3 separate regions of the Homo sapiens genome follow, and all the other regions are linked to region 3. A link is a loop called in an ENCODE intact Hi-C map of the cell type or tissue named here. Cell type or tissue: PC-3. All regions are shown on one strand. Region 1 holds the start of LOC124902907 (a long non-coding RNA gene). Region 2 has its middle 250 kb from the start of FAR2. Region 3 overlaps PTHLH (parathyroid hormone like hormone).

The links. A loop is a pair of places that touch in the nucleus more often than their neighbours do. Peaks named below come from ENCODE experiments on the same cell type or tissue, not always from the same donor. Only the 100,000 strongest peaks of a DNase experiment are listed, where the experiment ranks them.
Region 1: it touches region 3 in a loop (6-fold over the local background); 2 of 110 quality-filtered maps call a loop at or near these places.
Region 2: a loop joins it to region 3, with 10 times the contacts of the local background. A loop is called at or near these places in 2 of 110 quality-filtered maps.

What each region holds. Positions count from the first base shown.
Region 1 is chr12:28,766,484-28,774,483 of GRCh38, forward strand. The region is part of intron 2 of LOC105369711 (a long non-coding RNA gene); the gene reads right to left. LOC124902907 (a long non-coding RNA gene) reads left to right here and starts at 4,316. Exons shown (of 4, transcript XR_007063256.1): 1 at 4,316-4,373; 2 at 6,099-6,222. In PC-3, no CTCF peak of the experiment used is centred here; a DNase peak (open chromatin) is centred at 4,058; H3K27ac peaks cover 1,579 bases.
Region 2 is chr12:28,896,830-28,904,829 of GRCh38, forward strand. No RefSeq gene overlaps it. Among named protein-coding and RNA genes, the nearest start is that of FAR2, 250 kb to the right of the region's middle. In PC-3, no CTCF peak of the experiment used is centred here; a DNase peak (open chromatin) is centred at 3,342; H3K4me3 peaks cover 769 bases; H3K27ac peaks cover 1,687 bases.
Region 3 is chr12:27,962,188-27,970,187 of GRCh38, forward strand. PTHLH (parathyroid hormone like hormone) reads right to left here. Exons shown (of 6, transcript NM_198965.2): 3 at 7,838-8,000; 4 at 7,207-7,329; 5 at 1,161-1,583. The coding sequence starts at 7,307. Among named protein-coding and RNA genes, the nearest start is that of PTHLH, 6.5 kb to the right of the region's middle. RefSeq lists enhancers at 6,695-7,205, 7,206-7,715. In PC-3, no CTCF peak of the experiment used is centred here; DNase peaks (open chromatin) are centred at 3,954, 4,874, 5,544, 6,924 and 3 weaker places; H3K4me3 peaks cover 5,891 bases; H3K27ac peaks cover 6,632 bases.

The DNA of each region.
Region 1 (8,000 bases), 800 kb after region 3:
TTCTAAATATCCAGATGGAGAATCAGGAATGGAGAATGGCACTTTGAATTTTCCAGATCATTTGGAACTGAAGCCTAATAGACCAGAAAGAGAAATTTTCATCATGATATGCCTAAGTTAATCTGATTCCTATTCAGGCCAGACCTAAAAGGGTTTTTATTGTATGTTGTCTGCCAGGAATAGCTATTAAACAGAGGCGGCAAAGTATAATACCAATTATACTATAAATCTAGTATAAATACCAATTTTGGTATTCCTTATGTAATTAGATATTTGGGGCTATTTTATTAGTGAAAGAAATGCCTGAAAATGCAGGTGCTTGATTTGTAATTGCAAATGGATAAATAAACGTTTCAGTAAGAAGAGCTGAGACAGTCTTGAAGCAGTCTAATTCATCTGTGAAATGTTTTTCTTGTTATGATTCCTTAGATAGATTTCCTCTATTATTTTTTAACTATAAGGATGAAAAAATTTTAAATATTTTTTAAAACCCAAACAGATAGATTTAATTTAAATTACTTGTATTGCAGGTGATGAGCTGTGCAAACTGTGAGAAGGAAGTACCAAAGGAGCCTTTGTTCAAGGCTGAAAACAACTTAGAGAGTGATTAAGGGCACTTGCTTCATATAATTTCCTCTTTGTGTCTCAATTCTTCAAGGAAAGAAAGGCTATTGGTCTGCTGGCTCAGTGTCCTTTATATCCATAAAATAAGAAACATTTCTTTTTAGCCATATTTATTTGACAACTACACTCAAATGGTGTTGCTTAATTGTCATTGGCAATGATAAATGAATGAATCCTGCCTTAGACCATTTGTCACAATCTCTATATGTATATGTTGCATCTCTCTAAATTGACTTTCAAAGATAGAAGCTACATTTTAGCATAATGTTCTCCAGAAATTGTAGTATATGAGGTGATGGGTATGTTAATTAGCTTGATTTAATCGTTTCACATTGTAAGCATTGTCATAACATCATATTGTACTCCATAAATATATGCAATTAATATTTGTTAATTACAATAAAGTTTTAAAAATAAGCTACATCTTCATCACTTTTGGCCTCTCTTGTATATTTAGCATACTACTGAGCCAAGAGCAGGTACTCAGAAATTATCAAGAAAGAAAGAATTCCAACAGAGTTAAGAAATTCTAGTGGTCTCTCTCATTCTCTAAGATACACTTAGATCACAATACCTTGAGAAGAGATCTGTAGAATATGATGAAAATTATGAGGATTTTAGGTTAAGACTGTGGGAAGCATCAGCAAAAGCAGGATAGGAACATTGAATAGTTATTAGAGGAGATGGAAAATAATGAGTAAGACAGTCAAAGTAGGGTTTAGGAAATGGGCAGTTTAGGATCCAAGGAAGAGGAGTTTCAGAAAGAAGAGAATTGTCAGTTATGTCAATGTCCCAGAGAGGTCAAGTTAAGGAAGGGAGTCTCAAAATAGATCCTGAAATTAGCTAAAAAGGTCACTTTTGACCTCAGAGAAAGCTTTTTCAATAGAAGAGCTAACAGTAATGAGGTTAACAGTAGTGAACTAAAAATTGAGGGAGAATGGGCATGATGAAACATGAGAAAAGACATTCTTTCTGGAAGTTTTAAGTATTACAAGGAACAATTGGTGTTACTGGAGTTCACAAGAGGAAAAAAGCAGGGAAACGTCATGGAGAAGCTGTGAAGAGGGGAAGGGAAATTCATGACTCATTGGGAAAAGAGCATAAATAATAGTTTAAAATTCTACCCACATATGGGTAGAATAGGAAAGAGAAAAAGGAGAAAGACACTGGAAGATCATGGTGACAGAAGCAATACAACAGGATAATTTGTTGAGTGTAGGGAGGTTGGGAGGTAGATTATTTAGAAATGTCAAGTTTGTGTGATTAGGAATACAAACAACAGTGCCACGAAAAGAAATGGGGCACTTTAAAGAAAAGTACATTTTGCAGGAGGCAAGTAGTGAGATTATATAAGATCTATTGAATATGAGGTGCAAATGGAGCCTCTTGTTGTGGAAGTGGAGATGGCAATGGGAACTTTAGACTAAGGCAGTTATTTCATACCATCCATTCATTGTATCCTAGTGCTTAATTTCCTGGAATTTGAAGCACACAATGTCTTTAATTCACATTGTTGCAACATTCTTATTGCTACTCTTTATCAACTGATATCAAAGCACCTTTTCCAATCTACATCACTAATAGCCTTTATTGATAGTCATCTAATAATTTTCTACCACACAAAAGTACATTTCTGTTGTAATATCATATGTGACAGAGCCTAGACCACAAGTACCTGATTAAACATATCCCCTGACTACAAGACCCTCACTAGCTGCTTTCACTGGTGAAATCCTACTTACCCTTTGCATTAGTTTTCTTTTGCTGCTGTAACTAATTACCACAGCTAGTGGCTTAACACAACACAACTTTATCTTATAGCTCTGGAGGTCAGAAGTCCAAAATGGTCTCACTGGGCTAAAATCAAGGTACCAGCCAATACTAGGATTGTGTTCCTTTCTGGAAGAGAGAATTTGTTTCTTTGCCATTTGCAAATTCAAGAGGGTTCCCGCATTTCTTGACTCTTGGCTTCCTTTCATGTTTAAATTCAGCAATATGAGTTTCTCATATCACATCAGTCTGATACTGACCCTTCTGCCTCCTTCCCCAACTTTTAAGGACCTTTGTGACTACATAAAACACACTCAGATAATCCAAGATAATCTCCCCATCTCAAGGTTAGCTCATTAGCAGCCTTAATTTCATCTTCAACCTTAAATCTCTTTTCCCATAATAATACATATTTCTAGGTTCCGGGAATTAGGGTGCGGGCATTTTGGGGAGATCATTATTCTTAAGGATCACATTTAGGTGTCACCCCAAGCACATGATAACTCCCCAAGATAAAGTGAATCATGTTCTTCTCAGCTTTATTATTCCACACATAATGGCTACCTCTTTTTTTTTTTTTTTTTTTTGAAACAGAGTCTCACTCTGTCACCCAGGCTGGAGTGCAGTGGCATGATCTCGGTTCACTGCAGCCTCCTCCTCCTGGGCTCAATCAATTCTCCTGCCTCAGCCTTCCAAGTAGCTGGGACTACAGGCACACACCACCATGCTGGGGTAATTTTTGCATTTTTAGTAAAGATGGGGTTTTACCATTTTGGTCAGGCTGGTCTCGAACTCCTGACCTCAGGTGATCCACCCTCCTTGGCCTCCCAAAGTGTTGGGATTACAGCCATGAGCCACTGCGCCTGGCCAATGGCTACCTCTTATTCCATCTCTTAGCAAATTGTGCTGTGATTGTTTGTGTCACCAACTGACACCTTCATTCAGGGGAGCAAGGCCTTTGTTTTTCTTATTTATCTCTGTGTCTTCATTCCTCATCTACTTGCCTGGATTTCCATCAAAGTGTGTAGAAAACAGCAAGCTCTTAATAAAAAAAACTGTTGAGTTAACTGAGTGGAGGAAACAGAATATTGGTAGGGTTCTATGAGTTGGGTAAATTGTTTGCGAAGTGGAAGTGAATTTCAGGGCCATTTGGTGATAGGATAGGAATATATGAATGGAAGTCAGATAAATCTTTATCTTTGGAGACAAGGCTGGGAAATCACACTCAATGAAATAGGCACAAGAATTTAACACCAGGCAATGACTGGAATTTGTGTAATTTTATCTCATACTGTATTGTAATTTAGGAATTGCTTATTTATGAAATTTTGCTTCATTAGGAAGAAAGCCTAAAGTGAAAGTCAGGCTGAATGTACTAACATATCACAAAGAGGTACCATAATGATATGAAGTTGGGAAACCAATAAGTACATTTAGTTTGTTTGTTTTTAAGTATAGGTAACTAACACAAACAAGTAGATAAAAGAACCATCCCTGTTTATTCATCACTCCCAAGGGATATTGGTGTTTTGATTTAGATGATAAGGATAGTTCTGTTTCCTTCATAGTCTGAGCTGTCCCTTGGGTGGAGAAGGTCAATAGGTTGGGTTGTATAAGTATGACGCATATTTCCTTCAAGCAACAATCAATTTCCTTTTTTCGATTTTGTGCTTCCTACACGCCCTCTGATAAATAGTCTGGTCTCCCGGGGGAACCACTCACCAGGAAGGGAGTGCCCTGTTCAGATCTGACCAGTCCTGTTCCCAGCCCTGGTAGTGGTTGGACCACTGAAAATTAAGAAATCTGTGTCCTAGTTAATAGCTGTCTTCATGCGTGTTATTAGAATGAATCAATTTTCCAGAGCCTACTGGGCAGTCTAAGAAATAGAATGTACCTAAAAACATATTGTCCAAGACCAGCCCCTTGCTCATAACCAGCCCAGGAGGATGTAACCCTCTATGAGTCCTGTCTGTACTCAGGTATCTGTCTGTGAGTGCTACTGTGACAGTTAATTTTTTGACTAATATAGTTATACCAGCTAGCTGATGGTGTGATTTCATGTGGCAGGCAATAGATAGCCATTGTACCTTCTTAAATCATTAGGGAAGTAAGCATGGTGAAAGTGGAGCTTCAGAGGGATTTAATCTGACCTTGCTGTGTAGAAAGGATTAAAGGGCTACAAAAGACTGGGTAGTCAGTAAGGAGACTGTGAAAATATTTCCTGAAGAAGAGGCCCTGGAAGAGAGGGATGATGTTTAGACATTATGAAGGAAGAAACTGACCACTACCATGGATGTGGGGTATGAAGAACCAGTATCAGCCTAAGATGACTCTTTGATTTTGATTGTGGACACCAGCGTGTGGCTAATATGACAGAATAATTAATCAGAAACTTAATAAAGGTTTTGGTGGCCCCTAAATTAAAGGTATAAAATAATTTCAAATATAATTGTTTTTTGAAAAAAAGAATGTCAGGTAAACTGTTTTTTCCAAAAGATTTATTAGCAACAACTCATATCAAGGATTAATATCCAAACTTTTGAACTATGATTATCAGTTTCATTTGCTAAGCTCTCATTTGCTTTTTAAAAAATTAATTCATATTAGGTGAAAAATTATTTCAGGGAGCAACTGCAAAGTTCAATATAGTCTCTGACATACAGTGCTTAGTAGGAAACATGTTACTCATATCATTTTCTACTAAGAGAATAATAATGGCATTTTAAAAAATTCAATTGCCTATTGTGAAAGGCAACACTAAATGATGGATATGTACCAAGTCTCTTTCTAAGTTATTCTCATTGTGTATAATTATGCAAGAAATCTTTTGTAAAACCATGAGGAATTCTAACCAACACCTAAGAAGCTCGTGCTGTAGATGAAATCTCATCAAGTTTTTAGAGCCCTTGATGATGCCAACCCAGGTAGCATCTTTAGGAGACTTGTATTTCATTTACAATCAAAATCACATTAAATTGTGTGTAAACACTCTGGCTGGACTCCACATCCAATATTCTTTTCGAAGTCATATGAACACAAAAGTAAAGCTAAAATAAGTAAATATAATTCATAAAGAACAAGAGCCTCATTGTCTGGCTTGGCAAATTTACCTGAAGCTGTTCTCTTTCTCTTTCACATACACACTCTTTTTTTAAAAATCCTTAATTGAAAAATTGAGCCTCCGGCAGCCAAAACATACACTGCAAAGCTAAAGACGTTTGGGCATTGGCATTTCCAAGAACCTGGCACTTGTGACTGCTGTAGCTAGTTTTCACACTGTGAGGCTGCTTTTGATTTATTGCTGTCATAAAATGAGACTAGGTGTAGTGTTATGATGATTTGCGATTTGTTCCTAACTCAAAGGGCTCTGGTGGCCTCTTAAACTTATTAGAACAACTTCTATTAGGAAAATGGAACTAATATGACAGGATTCATTCCTTCAGGTCACACAGAAATGGTGGGGGGTTTGCCTCCTACGTGTGGGGTTTGAGCAAAGGGGGAGAATAGAGAGACAGAGGGAAGCAATGGGAAGCAAGAAGAAGAACGTGGCCCCCTAGATGCCCTTACTCTAAAGCATGCATTTTAGGGTTGTTGAGGTTCAGCAGCAGGTATTTAGGCCTTTCTGTGTGCAATTAAAGATATTTCTAAAAGATCATTTAAATCCTCATTTTATTTGCTCCTCCTTATATTTTTCACTCCCCTAGGAGGGTTTCAATGGGATGAGTTTCCTGCCAACACTTGACAACAATATCCGTGCTGGGTCATGGCAGTTTGATTGGACATCAGGGAGAAAAAGGCTCAAACGGGCCACCCAAGACCTCAGCATGAGTGAGTAATTGTAAAAGGCTCCCCACCACGTGTGTTAATACTTAGAAATACAGAACTAAATGTCAACACTTTTCCTCTCCCGAGAGTGCTCACATCTGAGCATGGAGGCTGAGGGTAACACCATGCCAGCCCAGAGTTCAGAAAAGAAAGTCTATGTTATCTGTTTTAAATCACTTGTCAAAAATGAGTTTTTCTTGAGCTCTCTTCTTAGGGGAGGAAAAATATAGAAGAGCCTTTGGCATTAGCCACTTGCCTTGGCATTGAGTAGCAGCCATAAACACTGAGAATGGGCTCCCCATACCAGAATGGCTAACACATCCATCCATCATCACTCAAAAACAAAGCATTTATAGGCAGAAGATTGGGTGGGTATTATTATTCTGCTGTTTTAATCTGCAGCAAGCCTCAAGAATTCTCTAAACCTCAATTTTCTCACAGATAAAAGGCAATGTAATCTTTTGTCCATCTAACAGGTTTGCCATAAGGAACAGTGATGCTGGTCCTTGTTTGTGTGTGTGTGTGTGTGTGTCTGTGTGTGTCTGTGTGTGTCTGTGTGTGTGTGTGTTTTCGTGGTGGAGAGGAACTTCTGCAGTGTCAAAGTGGCATGGCTGTAGCAAAGTTGGAAAAGAATCCTGTACCCACTGAAGAGCTAAATCAATACCATTCGTAAAATCTAGCCACTGCTAGAATCTTAACTATCACTGGAGAGACAAAAGAATTAAGTCCCTTGGCAACATGGCGAACAAGAAATTGCTTAGGGTCTTACACAACACAGCTTCTGCAAAAGAGAAGTTAAATTGTGGGAAACAGAGATATGCCATGTTTCTACTTTAATTCCCAAAGTTTTTCCACCAGTTAGTGTGCCAAAAGAAAGGATAGCACTGTTGGCAAACCCTAATGATAATCTTAGCTTGTCTGACCTCTGTCTGTGCAGCTTGGTGGTGATTCTGCATGACAGGCTGTGCAAAGCTCTCTGGCAAGGTTTGGTCAATTTTGATCAACCCCCCCCCCCAACACCCCCAGAAATAAATTGTCTTACCTCAATTTGGTTTAATGGAAATAGCTCTTTATCAGGCACCAGAATAACCCAGTTCTAGTCTAGCCATTAACTCTTAGCAAATCATTTACCCTCTTAGCCTTAGTTTTCTAGTCTGTAAGGTGTGTGTGTTTGTGTGTCTGTGTGTGTGTGTGTTGGGGATGAGGTGATAGGTGAGTGGGTAAACTAAGTGTTTAGGTTCCTTCTCAACTCAGACATTTCTGATGATGATGTCCTAATGCAGGGATGGTATAACAAAATAGATACAACATGCATAGTCTGGCAGATGAGGAATATTTTAAATAGCTACCAATCATTTAGCATTTTGTATGTGCAATAAACTTTTCTTAGTAATTTGGATGCATTATCTCATTTCCTCTTCTCAACAACCTTAAGAAATAGGTGGTATCACTACACATGCTTTACAGATGAGGAAACTGAGGTATAGAGAAAGATTGATTTTTCCAAATAACGTATCTAGGAAGTAGGAGATGCAACATTTCAGCCTAGGTCCTTTGGCTCCAGCGTTCATGTGCTTAAGCTCCAAACTATAGTGGCTTTCTGCAACATATTTGTAAAAGAATTCTAAATCATCAATGGAAATAATTTCATGATTGATGTTTGCCTAAGTCTTGGAAGTGTGGTGTGCTGAGTGTCCACCCATGCTGAGTGTCCGCTGATCCTGGGGATAGTATTAATTCTCCAGCAGCATTCCTGAATTATCGAACCCAGAGGGATATTT
Region 2 (8,000 bases), 930 kb after region 3:
TTGCTTTAAATAGGAAAGAGATAGTATTGAAACAGTCCTTTTTAATTCTGAGCATAAATGTTTCATCAAAACCATGCAACCTCTACAGCAGTTCATTTTCACACACTCTGAGAATCCAGTAGAATGAGTAAAGAGATAAATGAATGTTGAACTACACTTTAAAGAAAGGATTAAATCAACCTTTCCAACCCAGTCATCAAGAGGAAAACCATTAATGATTTCAGTTTTGAAATATAAACGCAATGCAACATGGGCCCCTAATTATTAGTTTGTTAGAGTTGCTATAACAAAGTATCACAAACTGAATGGCTTGGACGACAGAAATTTATTTGCTCATGGATATGGAGACCAGAAGCCTATGATCATAGTATCTACAGGTAGCTTCCTTCTGAGGGCTGTGAGGGGAAGTTTTTTCATGTCTCTCCCCTAGCTCCTGGTGTTTTTCTGGAATTCTATTACATTCCTTGGTGATATGGTTTGGCTGTGTCCCCACCCAAATCTCATCTTGAATTCCCACGTGTTGTGGGACAGTGACCCGGTGGGAGGTAACTGAGTCATGGGAGCAGGTCTTTCCTGTGCTGTTAATGTGATAATGAACAAGTCTCATGAGATCTGATGGTTTTAAAAAGGGGTCTTTCCCTGCACAAGCTCTCTTCTCTTGTCTGCTGCCATGTGAGGTGTGCCTTTCACCTTCCACTTCAACTGTGAGACCTCCTCAGCCATGTGGAACTGTAAGTCTAAGAAACCTCTTTCTTTTGCAAATTGCCCAGACTTGGGTATGTCTTTATCAGCAGCGTGAAAATGGACTAATACAGTAAATTGGTACCAGGACTGGAGCATAACTGAAAAGAAAATGTGGAAGCAACGTTGGAACTGAGTATCAGGCAGAGGTTGGAACAGTTTGGAGGGCTCTGAAGAAGACAGGAAAATGTGGGAAAGTTGGAAACTTCCTAGAGACTTGTTGAATGGCTTTGACAAAAATGCTGATAGTGATATGAACAATAAGGTCCAGGCTGAGGTGATCTTAGATGGAGATAAGGAACTTGTTGGGAACTGGAGAAAAGGTGATTCTTGTTATGTTTAATGAAGAGGCTGTCAGCATTTTGCCCCTGCCTTAGAGATTTGTGGAACTTTGAACTTGAGAGAGATGATTTAGGGTATCTGGCAGAAGAAATTTCTAAGCAGCACAGCATTCAAGAGGTGACTTTAGTGCTGTTAAAGGCATTCATTCTAAAAGAGAAACAGGGCATAAAAGTTTGGAAAATTTGCAGCCCAACAATGTGATAGAAAAGAAAATCCCATTTTCTGAGGAGAAATTCAAGCCAGCTGCAGAAATTTGCATAAGTAATGAGAAACCAAATGTCAGTCACCAAGACAACGGGAAAAATATCTCCAGGACATGTTAGAGATCTTTGTGGCAGGCCCTCTCATCAAACACCCCGAGGTTTAGGAGGGAAAAATGGTTTCATGTGCCAGGCCCATGGTCCCTCTGCTGTGTACAGTCTAGGGACTTGGTACCCTGCATCCCAGCTGCTCCAGTCATGACTAAAAAGGGCCAAGGTACAGCTCTGGCTCTTGCTTAAGAGGGTGCAAGCCCCATGCCTTGGCAGCTTCCACATGGTGTTGAGCCTGTGAGTGCACAGAAGTTAAGAATTGAGACTTGGCAACCCCTGCCTAGATTTCAGAAGATATATGAAAATGCCTAGATTCCCAGGCAGAAGTTTGCTGCAGACCCCTCATGGAGAACCTCTGCTAGGGCAGTGCAGAAGGGAAATGTGGGGTCAAAGCCCCCACACAGAGTCCCTACTGGGGCACCACCTAGTGGAGCTGTGATAAGGGGGCCACTGTCCTCCAGACCCCAGAATTGTAGATCCACTGACAGCTTGCACCACGCACCTGGAAAAGCTACAGACACTCAATGGCAGCCCATGAAAGCAGCCAGGAAAGAGGTTGTACCCTGCAAAGCCAGAGGGGTGGAGCTGCCCAAAACCATGGGAGCCCACCTGTTGCATCAGTGTGACCTGGATGTGAGACATGGAATCAAAATAGATCATTTTAGAGCTTTAAGATTTGGGTACCCCGCTGGATTTCAAATTTGCATGGGACCTGTTGCCCCTTTGTTTTGGCCAATCTTTCCCATTTGGAACAGCTGCATTTACCAAATGCCTATACCCCCGTTGTATCTAGGAAGTAACTAACTTGCTTTTGTTTTACAGGCTCATAGGCAGAAGGGACTTGCCTTGTCTCAGATGAGACTTTGGACTGTGGACTTCTGAGTTATTGATGGGAAGGCCTGATTGGTTTGGAAATGTGAGGACATGAGATTTGGGAGGAGCCAGTGATAAAATGATATGGTTTGGCTGTGTCCCCCACCCAAATCTCATCTTGAGTTCCCACATGTTATGGGAGGGACCCAGTGGGAATTTATTGAATAATGGGGGCACGTCTTTCCCATGATGTTCTCATGATATTGAATAAGTCTCATGAGATCTGATGGTTTCAAAAAGGAGAGTTTCCCTGCACAAGCTGTCTTCTCTTGTCTGCCACCATGTGAGACATGCCTTTCACCTTCCACCATGACTGTAAGGCCTCCCCAGCCACATGGAACTGTAAGTACAGTAAACCTCTTTCTTTTATATATTGCCCAGTCTCAGATATGTCTTTATCAGCAGTGTGAAAATGGACTAATACACTTGGCATAAATGAACATCGTCCTAGTCTCTGCCTTTATTCTTACATGGCTTTCTGTGTGTGTGTGTGTGTGTGTGTGTGTGTGTGTGTGTGCATGTGTGTCCATGTCCAAATTTCTCCCTTTTATAAGGACACCAGTGATAATGGATTAGAGGTCCATTCCACTCCAGCATGACTCATCCACACTTAACTTATTAAATTTTCAATTACCCTATTTTAAATAAGGTCACATTCTGAGGTGCTGGGGATTAGGACTTTAACATATGAATTTGGGGAGGACAAAGTTTACCCATAAGATGGTTAAATACTCCCACAGCTACCTTTTCTCTTACAAACAGAGACAGCTTCTGTTGCTTCTGTGACATTGAAACACATATGGCAAGGAGGCTTCAGTTCAAGACTAAGAAATCCCCAGAAGTTAAGAAGTTAAGAGAATATGACATAAAAACAAAGAGAGTAGGAGTATATTTTAACAAGCTTACAAAGAAGACAACCACAATGACTAAGAGAATCCATGTAGAAGAATTTTTGCCACTTGCAGCTGCCCCCAAGGGGTCCACTCACTGAGCTTTGAGTGCCTGACACACTACTGTGGAATGAATTTAGTAAACTAATGAATGACTAGGGCAATCTTGCTTGACCTCTCAGGCTTATTTGCTTTAATTGTTCATTTGCTCCATCATGACACAACACTGATATTTTTTGGCTTACATGGTAATATGGTTTGACTCTGTCCCCACCCAAATTCCAGGATGAATTGTAATCTCCAATGTTCGGGGAGGGACCAGGTGGGAGATGATGAATCTTGGGGTCAAATTTCTGATTGTTTTTCTGGTGATAGTGAGTTCTCAAGAGATCTGGTTGTTTGAAAGTGTGTAGCACTTCCCCATCTTTGCTCTCTCTCTCCTGCCAGCCATGTGAAGATGTACTTTCTTCCTGTTCACCTTCAACCATGATTATAAGTTTCCTAAGGCCTCCCCAGAAGCAGAAGCCTATACAGCCCATAGAAGCATAAGCCAATTAAACTTCTTTTCTTTATAAATTACCCATTCTCAGGTATGTTTTTAGAGCAATATGAGAATAAACTCATACAGAAAACTGATACCAGAGAAGTGGGGCATTGCTATAAAGATACCTGAAAATATAGAAGCAACTGTGGAACTGAGTAATAGGCAGAGGTTGAACAGTTTGAAGAGCTCAGAAGAAGAAAGGAAGATGAGGGCAAGTTTGGAACTTCCTAGAGACTTGTAGAATAGTAGTGACCAAATGCTGATAGTGATTTGGACAGTGAAGTCCAGGCTGAGGAGGTCTCAGATGGAGATGAGAAACTTATTGAAAACTGGAGTAAGGTCACTGTTGCTATACTTTAGCAAAAAGACTTGCAGATTTTCCCCCTGCTCTAGGGATCTGTGGAAGTTTAAACTTCAGAGAGATGAATGAGGGTATCAGGAAGAAGAAAATTCTAAGCCGCAAATCTTTCAAGATTTGGCCTGGATGCTTCTAACAGCATGCATTCATATGTGTGTATAGATAGATTATCTGAGACTAGAACTTATATTTAAAAGGAAAGCAAAGCATACAAGTTTGGAAAATTTTCAGCCTGACCTCATGGTAGAAAAGAATAACCTATTTTCTGGGGAGGAAATTGGGGGAAAATGGTTTTGTGGGCCAGGCCCAGCGCCTTGCTGTTCTGTATAGTCTCAAAACGTGGAGCCCTGCATCCCAGCCCTTCCAGCTCCAGCTGTAGCTAAAAAGGCCCCAGATATGTCTCAGGCCACTGCTCCAGATGGTGCAAGCCAAAAACCTTGGCAGCTTCCACATGGTGTTAAGCATGTGGGTGCACAGAGGGCAAGAGTTGAGGCTTGGCAGGCTTTGCCTAGATTTCAGAGGATGTGTGAAAACATATGGATGTCCAGGCAGAAGTCTTCTGCAGGACTGGAGCCCTCGTGGAGAACCTCTACTAGGGCAGTGAGGAGGGGAAATGTGGAGTTGGAGCCCCCACATAAAATCTCCACTGGGGCACTGCGTAGTGAAGCTGTGAGAAGACAGCCACTTTCCTCTAGACCCCAGAATGGTAGATCCACTAACAGCTTGTACCATGTGCCTGGAAAAGCCACAGGCACTCAACACCAGCCTGTGAAAGCAGCCAGGAGGGCTGCAACCTGCAGAGCCACAGGGGTGGAGCAGCACCTGGCTTTGGGAGCCCATCCCTTGCATCAGTGTTGCATGGATGTGAGACATGGAGTCAAAAGAGATTATTTTGGAGCTTTAAGATTTAATAACTGTCTTCTTGGGTTTCAAACTAGCATGGGGCCTGTAGCCCCTTTGTTTTGGCAAATTTCTCTGTTTGAGAAATGTAATATTTACCCAATGCCTGTACCCCCATTGTATCTTGGAAGTAAGTAATTTGGTTTTGAATTCACAGGCTCATAGGCAGAAGGGACTTGCCCTGTCTCAGATGAGACTTTGGATTCAGACTTTTGAGTTAATTCTGGAATGAGTTCAGATTTTGGGGGACTGTTGGAAAGGCATGATTGTGTTTTGAAATGTGATAAGGACATGAGATTTGGGAGAGGCCGGGGTGGAATGATATGGTTTAGCTCTGTGTCCCCACCCAAATCTCATATTGAATTGTAATCCCTAATGTTGGGAAAGGGACCTGGTGGGAAGTGATTAGATCATGGAGGTGGATTTCCCACTTATTGTTCTCAGGATAGTGAGTTATCATTCATGAGATGCAGTTGTTTGAAAGTATGTAGTATTTCCTGCCACCTCCCCGCCCCCCGCCTTTTGCTCTCTCCCTCTCTTGCTGGCAATTTGAAGATGTGATTGTTTCCCCTTCACCTTCCATCATGATTATAAGTTTCCTGAGGCCTCCCCAGAAGCAGAAGCCTCTACAGCCCATAGAACTGTGAGACAATAAAACCTCTTTTCTTTATAAATTACCCATTCTCAGATGTGTTTTTATAGCAAGGTGAGACTGTTATAGAATAAGCTATAAAATTTGAATTCAAGATTAAAACTGTTATACAGATTGGATTGCAATTTTAAATATCTGAAACTTGAGAATATTTGTTGATTTAAGAATAGCCTGGAAAAATTGAGTCAGCTCAAGATTTTATCTAAGTGCATTTAAGAACAACTCAATAGAATGGGTATAAAAAGGAAATAGTAGCAAAGAACAAATGTATTTTCTGCTTATAATTTACTGAGTCAATGCCTTTAATCAACTACTTACAGTGACACGGGAGCATTTGGTATGCATAAAAATTGCAAATATTTTGTAAGACTGAAAATAGCCATATAAAAGCTATATTATATATGTATACATACTTGCTAAGGAATATATAGGTGGAGGTGGAGCATATGATCAGATTTGCCTTTTAGAATATCATTCCTTAAGAAGTATGAAGTAAAATTGAAAGAAGTTATATCTCAAAGTAGAATGACCAGTCAGAAGGCTATAGACCAACACATATGGCAACTCAACATATGTAGAATGTCACAAGTAAGTTAATATCTCCCAAATATTTGGTTCAGTGCCTTGGGCATTTACAGTCATGATCTTGTTCAACTACCATCTAAGAGCTAATAACTTGTATATTAGTTTTGACTATATTCCTCTCTCAACAATATAAAATATTGTAAATAATGGATTAAGTACTTATAGATTTATTTATCTCATCAATAATCTCATCAATAATGGATTAATTACTTATGGATTTATTTATCCTGTAAAGAAGAAACACTGAGTTAATCAATTTAGGGTGTTTTAGTGATATCAACAGAGATTATGTCTCTTTCCATTTTTCTTTTCTTCTAAGCCCAGCTTGCAGGCTATTGTCCTTCTTCTCTTGCCAATGGATACAAAATAGCTGCTGAATCTGCAGATCTTATGATCTCATTCCAGGTAGGAGAAGGAAAGGGGAAGTAGCAAAGGGCAGAAGGACAAAGGAAATGACAACCATCTTTCTCAATCAATTACACTTTCCTGAATCCCTTACCCAGCGAATTTCCAATTACATCTCATTAGGACTATGTCCTATGACATCCATAGCTTTGGTAGGTAAAAGCAAATGCAATTATATTTTCAACTTTTATCACTGTCTTGAATTTTCCCTTGGACTTCTAATCTGTATAGCTAGCTCCACCTGAATATCCCAGGGGCAACTCCAGCACCACAAATCTAATACAAACTGAATTCTCCTTCTATCCACATTTCTTCTCCTTAGATGTTCTGCAATCTAGTAAACATCTTAAGACAGAATTCTTGGTATGAGCTCAAATCTTCTTTCCACACACTATATTTAATTGATAATCAAGCCATGTCTTCTGCCTCCCAAATATTGCCTGAATTTTCTCTTTCTTTCTAATTCAAAATTTTTTAACTTAGTTTTGGCTCTTGTAGCTCTTGCTTAGAAAATTGCAACAGCCTTCTGACTGGTCATTCTACTCTGAGACATAACTTCTTTCAATTTTACCTCATACTTCTTAAGGAATGATATTCTAAAAGGCAAATCTGGTCATGTGCTCCACTTCCACCTATATACTCCTTAGCAAGTATGTATACATATATACATATAGCTTTTATATGGCTATTTTCAGTCTTACAAAATATTTGCAATTTTTATGCATACCAAATGCTCCCGTGTCACTGTAAGTAGTTGATTAAAGGCATTGACTCAGTAAATTATAAGCAGAAAGTACATTTGTTCTTTGCCACTATTTCCTTTTTATACCCATTCTATTGAGTTGTTCTTAAATGCACTTAGATAAAATCTTGAGCTGACTCAATTTTTCCAGGCTATTCTTAAATCAACAAATATTCTCAAGTTTCAGATATTTAAAATTGCAATCCAATCTGTATAACAGTTTTAATCTTGAATTCAAATTTTAAAGCTTATTCTTTTTCCAGTAAGGAGTTTTGTGATTATTGTTAGACCAACTCTACCTACACTATGAAGGATAAATATTTACAGTTTTTTGATTCAGGATATGTCTCCCATGGATAGCCCTTGCAACATGGTTCTTGATCACTAAATCCCACACTTCTACCTCAGAAATTATTTCTGTTAGGATTATCTCTCAACCCCAACTGGACCACTGGGGTAGGACCAATTTCAAGACTCAATTTTGGCTCTCTTCTGTAGGTTTTGTATCTCTACTCCATGGGATATACTTGACTTTTCCCCAGGTGTGGTGAAGGAGATGTTTATTTCCTCTGTAATTCTTTCCTCCCACTCTACAACTGGGCACATCTTCAGCCAGCTTCTTGCCTTTAAATATTTTTATTTTCAGTATGAGTTAGG
Region 3 (8,000 bases):
GATTAATATTTGCCCCACTTTTTGCCTCATAGAAACATACCCCCCTAGATAGATAGATAGATAGATAGATAGATAGAAATAGATTATAGATAGGTAGATGGTACAATCAGAACTAGTTCCAAAAACACCAAAATAATATGTTGCAATTTATTGAGTGTTTACTATATGACAGATATTTAGTCCACATATAATCTCATTTAGTTGACACCAAACTCTATGAGGTTGGTACAATTATATTTCACAGAAGATGTAAGTGAGTCTTAGAAAGGCAGAGTAACTTGCCCTAGGTTGTGAACTTAAATAAATTCAGACCCAAGACTTGGCCCTAAGTTATTTGATCCCAAAGTCTAGGAGTGTCATTATTACCTCAATCTGTGAGCTAAGGATAAACAAGCCACATAAATGTGAAGTTTTATTTTTCCTACGGCATTACCCTAGAAAAATTATTTCATCTTGCCAATGAACAAAAAGATACATGAGAAAAACCTATATCCTTGTAAGTTAATACTTAAACATTTTCAGAAACCATTTATTTTGTATGAGCTGGTAGAAACCAGAGTTAAATTTAATTAAACAAATTTAAGGCATGTGTTTAAAACATAATTTAAGTTCTTTACATTAAAATAAATTTGAGATTTAATTAAATACATTTAATTAAATAAAAAGTGTGAATGGCTCAGAATCGTTTATGACATGATGCTGTTCTGCAGTGTTTGTAGATAATATCAAATGCTTCTATATTCTCCCTTGAAGTGAAAGAACGTAAGAAATGAAAAACACTGAAGAAAGTTTGCCCAGGTGTGAGAGTAAGGGGAAGAAACACACTTCTCCAGCAAATTATGAAGATGGTCACTAGCTTCTGAAGCTTGAATATGAAATTATTTGGTAGAGTGGTAAAGGATTGATGTTGGGTGACGGTGGAGAAAGAGGAATGGGCTCTAGCGCCTCTCTATGGTGCTGGAGGACAGGGGTGTGTGTGGTAGGGGGGTACTGCTTTAAGGCAGACAATATTCTGAGTTATTCTCTGTCAATTGCTACACAATCGATAGAGATACATAAAGGGAGAAAATTCTAGGTTTGTCCAAGCCAAGGCAGAAGGGAGGCTCCAAAACCCAGCTGAGAGCACCCCGCTGAGGCTACGGGCCAGAGAAGCCTGTTACCGTGAATCGAGCTCCAGCGACGTTGTGGAGGTGTCAGACAGGTGGTCCCCTTCTAGCCCACTCCCAGTCACTCCAGAGTCTAACCAGGCAGAGCGAGTTCGCCGTTTTTTCTTTTCCTGCTCCTTGCGTTTCCCGGGCTTGCCTTTCTTTTTCTTCCCAGGTGTCTTGAGCGGCTGCTCTTTGTACGTCTCCACCTTGTTAGTTTCCTGAGTTAGGTATCTGCCCTCATCATCAGACCCAAATCGGACGGGGTGGTTCTTTGTGTTGGGAGAGGGCTTGGAGTTAGGGGACACCTCCGAGGTAGCTCTGATTTCAGCTGTGTGGATTTCTGCGATCAGATGGTGAAGGAAGAATCGTCGCCGTAAATCTTGGATGGACTTCCCCTTGTCATGGAGGAGCTGATGTTCAGACACAGCTCTTTTGCTTTGAAAGAAAATATTAGAGGGGAAGAAAACAGTTAAATTTTAGTTGCTGATAGAGACAACAAAGACATGAGTAAATCTCTTTAGTTTTCTAGTTGGTCCACCGTAAGACACAAGCTGGATGGGTAGCAAGCTCATTGCGCAGGGAAGGGTAACCAGTGGGAAGGAAAGAGCTGGCAGTTGGAAGGCTCCAGCTCATGGTCCCAGTTCTACCACTCACTAGGTTGTGACCTTGGTGGGAACATGAACATTCTTGGGCCTCATGGGCTTCAACTGTATAAAAGGAAGGGGTCAGAGACAGTGATTTCTATACTTCCTTCCCGGTTTAAAACATATGATTCAGTTATGATCAGAAATAGACAGAAACCACGGAGTATCTCTTCACATTTTTCAGAGTTCTGCTGAGAAAATAAATCTAGAAGTCCCAGCCTGGGAAATAAAAGGCAGCTGCTTTTACCTGAGTATTCTCTCTCTCTCTCTCTCTCTCTCTCTCTCTCTCCTCTCTCTCTCTCACACACACACACACACGCCCCATTAAGAAAATAATAATATTGAAACAGCAAGCCGTAAGAGTAAAAACAAACAAAGGCTGAAGGAGAAGTGAGCAGTGTAGCCTGTCTAGGAAACCATCTGATTCACAGACTGAACTTTAACATTTTAGACTACTGGCTACCAAGAACATACATTTGAAGGCCAATCGTCAGAGAGAGAGAGAGAGAGAGAGAGAAAGAGAGGGAGAGTATGTGTATTTTTCTGTAAAGTAGTGGGTGGTCTCCTTAAAATGGGTTTCTTTGTGTGCTTAAATGAGCTCATTCTATTTCTTCTGTGCTTCATGTTTTTTTTTTAAATTTAGAACTTCAGAGAGTATGATCCTTACTACTTAGTTGAGAAGTTCACTTTTCTACTTGCTCTCTTTGTCTTAAAATTCTCTAGGAAAAAATATAAAGGATTTTTCTATTTAAATGACACTCTAATGAAAATATCGTGAGAAAGAATAAACTAATTCTCTATCAATCCTTTTAGATAACACCCAAACTCTTGCTTAAATGTCCATTGTGTATTCTTTTATTATTTTGTGTATATTATTAACCATATTTACGGACTGCATCTGTTAATCAGTCATATCATGCCTGCTTCAACTCTGCATTAACTCCAATTTCTACCATTGGAATAGTCCTCCAAACTGGCCCATCCTCAAAAGCATCTCAAAGTGTTTCCCAGGGCTACATCCCATGTACTCTTACTTCCCTGAAACAATGGTGTCTGGGTCCTTTGTTGCCTTTGTTGGTGCAATGTCTTTAACTCCTCAGAGAAATATGGCAATCATAAATAGCATTATTACTGCCCCCATTGTATTCATGGGGAAAGTGAGGTGCAGAGAGGTTAAATGACTTGCCCTAGTCTACACAATGAGAACTGGCAGAGCCAGGGCTCCAAAAACTAGGTCTTCTGATTCTAAAGCCAAGACTGCTTTTTCAATTTCCTCAACGCTTTCTCCTGCCTAAGCGGAAGCTGAAGCTGAAGTCCCAGCCTGTTCCTGTGTTGAGGCAACACGGTAAGGAGAGTACAGGGTATATGCATGGGGCATAGAGTAACAAGCCACCACAATAATAGGCAGATTGGACAGAAATTTATCAGTTTCCTTGAAGATCAAGCCTATTGCCCAGAAAGTTCATTTTCATCATCAAATTTAGGAACTACAAGAGTTTGGATTATCACTGGATGAATGAGTCAAAGAAAAGAGTAAGAGATGAAAATACAGTCATCATTTCTCTGGCCCTTCTAGCTAGAATGTCAGCTACCTTCTAGTATTTTAGTGTGTGGACTGACTTGAAGCCATGTAGCTCATTCAAAAAAGACATGACTTAATGGAAAGGAATTTAACAGGAGCCTGGTTTAAATGAGGCATGAAGGAGTCTCTCTTTCTTTTAGAAGGTGCCACATGTGACTAGATTAAAATTCACTTACTCTGCGGTAATAGTTAGTATTCTGGAAACTTTTAAGAATCTACAAGTTTGAGGCTTTGGTACAAGGTATTTATATCCTTTAATAACATTTATAAAATAATAGGACAGATATAATTGCATATTTCATAAGCACTACAGTTTAATAAGTATCTTTTAGCAAAATGTCACATTAAAAAGCAGTTCTTAACCACTGATAATTTATAGTATTGGGGGCTTTTATTTCTTTCTCTGTTCCTGGCAGAAGCCCTCGTCTTCTGTATTGCTCTCCAAATGGATAAAGTGTAGCCCATTTTAGCTTAACTTGAGGCCAAAACTTTTAATGGTTGGTCTATTCTAATTAAGCCACCATTGCTCATATGCCCCTTCTCATGGGCATATGTGCTTGTCATCTTGGCCAGCCTGTCAACTGTGAGTCACAGTGCCTTCCTAACTCAAGCTGCATTTTCCCAGGATAGTTCTCTTGGGAAATGCAGTGATCATTCCATCCTTCTAATTTATAAAAAGCCTACAATATGGCACAGCTTTGTTCAATTTAAAATAGTACATTGCTTACGAGGGACAAAGCTTTTCATCTGCCTTTTGGGGGAAACTGTTAGTATCTTGGAAAACACAAGTTTTCTTAAATGCTAAATTGGAAATGCTGTTAGACACTTTACTTAGTATTTCAAAAACTTCTGCAATTAAAGTATTGTGAAGAATGAATCTCTCACTAGGCAGTTGCATTAGAGGATCAGGAATATAATGGCATCAGTATAAACTAGGTATACAGAGGTAGTGAGTAATAAATTCAAATTAAGGACGTTTTCAATTTAGATAACTCTGAAATATTTAAGTTGTAAATATGGCCTCAATAATAGTCTTTTACTCAATTTGTCTGTAAACATTACATAGCACTATGGTTCACATGACACTTACATACCTAAGCTCCAAAATGGAAAAACAGGTAGGTTATGTATCATGTTCTCCTTTGATTATTGTAAAAAAAAATTGCAAAATTTTGGGGAAATGCTTATCATAGATAACCCTAAATTCAGCCCAAACATAGTTCTTCTCCTTTAAAAAAAAAATCACTCCAAGGGAGTTTTTAGGGAAGAAGCTTAGATTTCTAAGGAACTATCAAGGAACAGAGGGCATAAAAACAGTGATGGAAATTCCCTTTCCAGCACAGGAAGAAGCAGTATGCTTGTACTGATGCTAGGCTTCTAAGGACGGACTCTGTGTTTGAGAAGAAAAGTTCTGTGGTACATGCAAGAGACAGGGTTAGGGTGTTAGAGTTAAGATGACTCACCAGAAGGTCCTTCCAACCCAAATGACTCAGTAGAAAGTTATGCTTTTCATTAAATGGAATAGACCCAGTCTGGCTCCTAAGCAAATCAGCCAATGACGTTTTAGGTTTCTGAATCTGTGGAGTTCCCTCTCTAACTTAAACATAGAGATAGCCACCTGCCAGAAGCCTTGTTCATCTGCACAAGAACATCCATAGGCCTCACTTTCCAGTATCCAACTTGATCATGCTCTAGCTCCATTAATTAAAATCTTTGGGATTAACAGGTCAAAAAGACTCACAATTTGTAACTGCTTCCTTTGCATGGTTTAGGAAGTCTTATTGTTATAGTAATTTCCTCTCCCTTAAAAGTTAGCATCTAGTTAAAAAAAAAATCTATACTTCTAAAGCAGTTTCCCTAATACTTGGTGTGAAAACCGGGGAGTAATATGGTTTGATTATATGTTAAAATTTCTTTCAAGAAACTAGCTTGATTTAGCATAATGGTAGACTTATGTTTTGTCTAGCACACAAAATTTACTGTTACTTGGCAGCAAGACAAAAATAATGACTTGTTTTTAAAAACTCCATTTGGCTATGATAATTTGATGAAACATCTTCATCTACTGATGATTTCAGCCTCCATGAAAAACCATGCCTGTAATGTGATGATCTATTACCCATTAACTATGAGAATGTTTTGTGGTAGTTTTATAACCATCTGCTGAGTGTGAGTGTTTAACTACAATATTATATTTCACCCACAAACAAAACTATAACAGTCGCTGGCTGCTAAATGGTTTCTGATGTGTGTTTTGTAAGGTGCAACAAAGAAAGAGTTAAAAATAGCCTTTAGGACAACTTAGCAGTATTTTTATGCCATAGTTGTGTATATAATCGTGAATCATTTGCTGTTTCTCAAAAGAGAAAACAGGTATTTCTTAAGCAACTTTAAAGAAAAAATTGGCTCTGTTCCAAGGTAGTATTTCTTAGCCAAATAAATATAGTATTTAAGTGTGCTTTTAAAAATTCAGTCTTCATTTCTATTTATGTATGAATTTCAAATTATTGAATTTAAGACAAGTTTCAAAATGAGCAAAAAGTCTGAAGACAATTTTCAGAAACACATCGGTAAAATGTTGATCTGAAGAATACAATGCAGCCTTATCTTCGGTATAATGTTCTACACAATTTGCCTTAGGAGATTCATAATAGATTTTCATTTTGATGCCAAGGTTCCGACATGTCTAAAGTAATTTCATTTAAGGATTTTCTCCTCTAATAATAATAGACCACAAGCACGTATAAAACAGTTGCCTTTTTGTACACCCTCGGGAATTTACAAGGAAGCACCATAAACCTGACTGTAAATATTAGATACTGCTATTTTTATTGTTAGTGTAAAAATTTGCCTTAATTCCTTCTCCAGAGTCAAACGCATCTCAGTTCTCGAACTTTATAGTTTTCCCATTCTGAACACTGAGTCTGCAGTTTAAAGATCACCCAACTATGGTGTTATACACATTAGTGAACTGCTAGGTCCAACAGATTATTAAGATCATGTTACTCTATCACTCTTCCAAGTTTTCAGTCACACGACATAGTGATATTTCTCTGGTGTGCTTGGATGTATGATTATTTCAAAGTTGAAGTTATCATTAAAAGAATCACCAAGTGAGAATGCCAAAATACAAGTTTTCAGTCTACAATGCAAATATTTGACTCCAGATTAAAGAACTGTTAGCAATAACTCCAAGAAAAAAAAGGTTCCACACCTAAAATTCATTTTGGAATCAAGCGCTCTAGCGTTCCTGAACTGTATCAATACTAACATTGGAGTCGTGCCACTGCAAAGTTGTTGCTACTTTATTATATAATACGCTTTTATTATGTAATGTGTTCCTATTTTATATGCTTAAAATTATGTCATTCATAATAAAATTAGATGTACGGCTTTTGCTTTTTCACACGCAAACCGCCACCCACATTCAGTATGTATACAAGCGCGCAGGCCATACGTCCCCAGGACCGCTCAGCTTCCTCCGAGTTTCAGAAGCTTCCCGGGTCCTGACAGTAACCACCACCCCCCAACTTTTTTTCTTTTCCACTAGAGGCAGAGGATCTTTCCCTAGAAGAGATTCTGTGAAACGCTCCCTCTTATGGAAACACACATAAAGTCTCTCTCTTGCCTGTCTCCCGTTGAAGATCAACCAGTTCTCCTGCCAGGTTTGAGGACCCGGGCTCAGGCCCCGGCAGGTATCCGGGATGGTCCCTCTCCCTAACCCGGGCAAGGAGCATCGGTGACCGCTGCAAGCCCTCGGCAGCATCCCAGCTTGGCAGCCCCTCCCCCTGGCCTCCCCAACCCGGCGCCCTGGGGAGGATGGGGCACTTACAGGCGGCGGCTGAGACCCTCCACCGAGCGCCCGCAGGAGGGCACCGCGTAGCTCAGCAGGAACACCGCGACGCTCCACTGCTGAACCAGTCTCCGCTGCATCGTCTCCGCTCGCGCTCGGGACCTGCAACAGAAGGGAATGGGACCCGAGTGTCAGTCTGGACTCTCCATCTCCCCGCACTACTCCGCTCCCCCTTTTTAGCCCGCTCTCAAAAAGCCTCTTCAACATCAAGGGCATCTCCCAAGTTGAAAAGAAAAAAAATTTCTCTGGAGCCTCTCAGCACTTACTTATTTAGCAACCGGCTACTCCAACTGTGCTTTCTCCAAACCACACAGCCAGAAAGAGCAAAAAGGGAAAAAAGAAACAAATCAGAGGCGCTTCCTCTGAAATAATAGCGAAAATAAAATGGTTTTATATATGCATCAATGATAAGTAGTGTGTTTACACGTCTCCCATAGCAATGTCTAATTAATCTGGCCAGCAGTTCTCCTGGGTTCGTGGAACAGGGCTAACCGCCTCCTAAAAGAAGAAAGTTTCCCCCTCTGAAGTCAGCTTCTTTGCGAACCAGGCCCTTTCGTTCCAGAGCCACTTGTAGCGAAACCCACATATATATACATAGCTGTCTGTCTACCTCCTCTGGTGGGCTGGTTGCTTCCGGAAAGTTGATTCCACACACCCTGAGAACAAGTTTCAAGTGCGTGTGTCGTCGATCAGGAGGGCCAGGTGGCGGCGAGGGCGGGTCGTTAGTGGCAGCCGGAGCGGCAGGGAGGCGGCAGCCCCGCTTCACGGGCGGG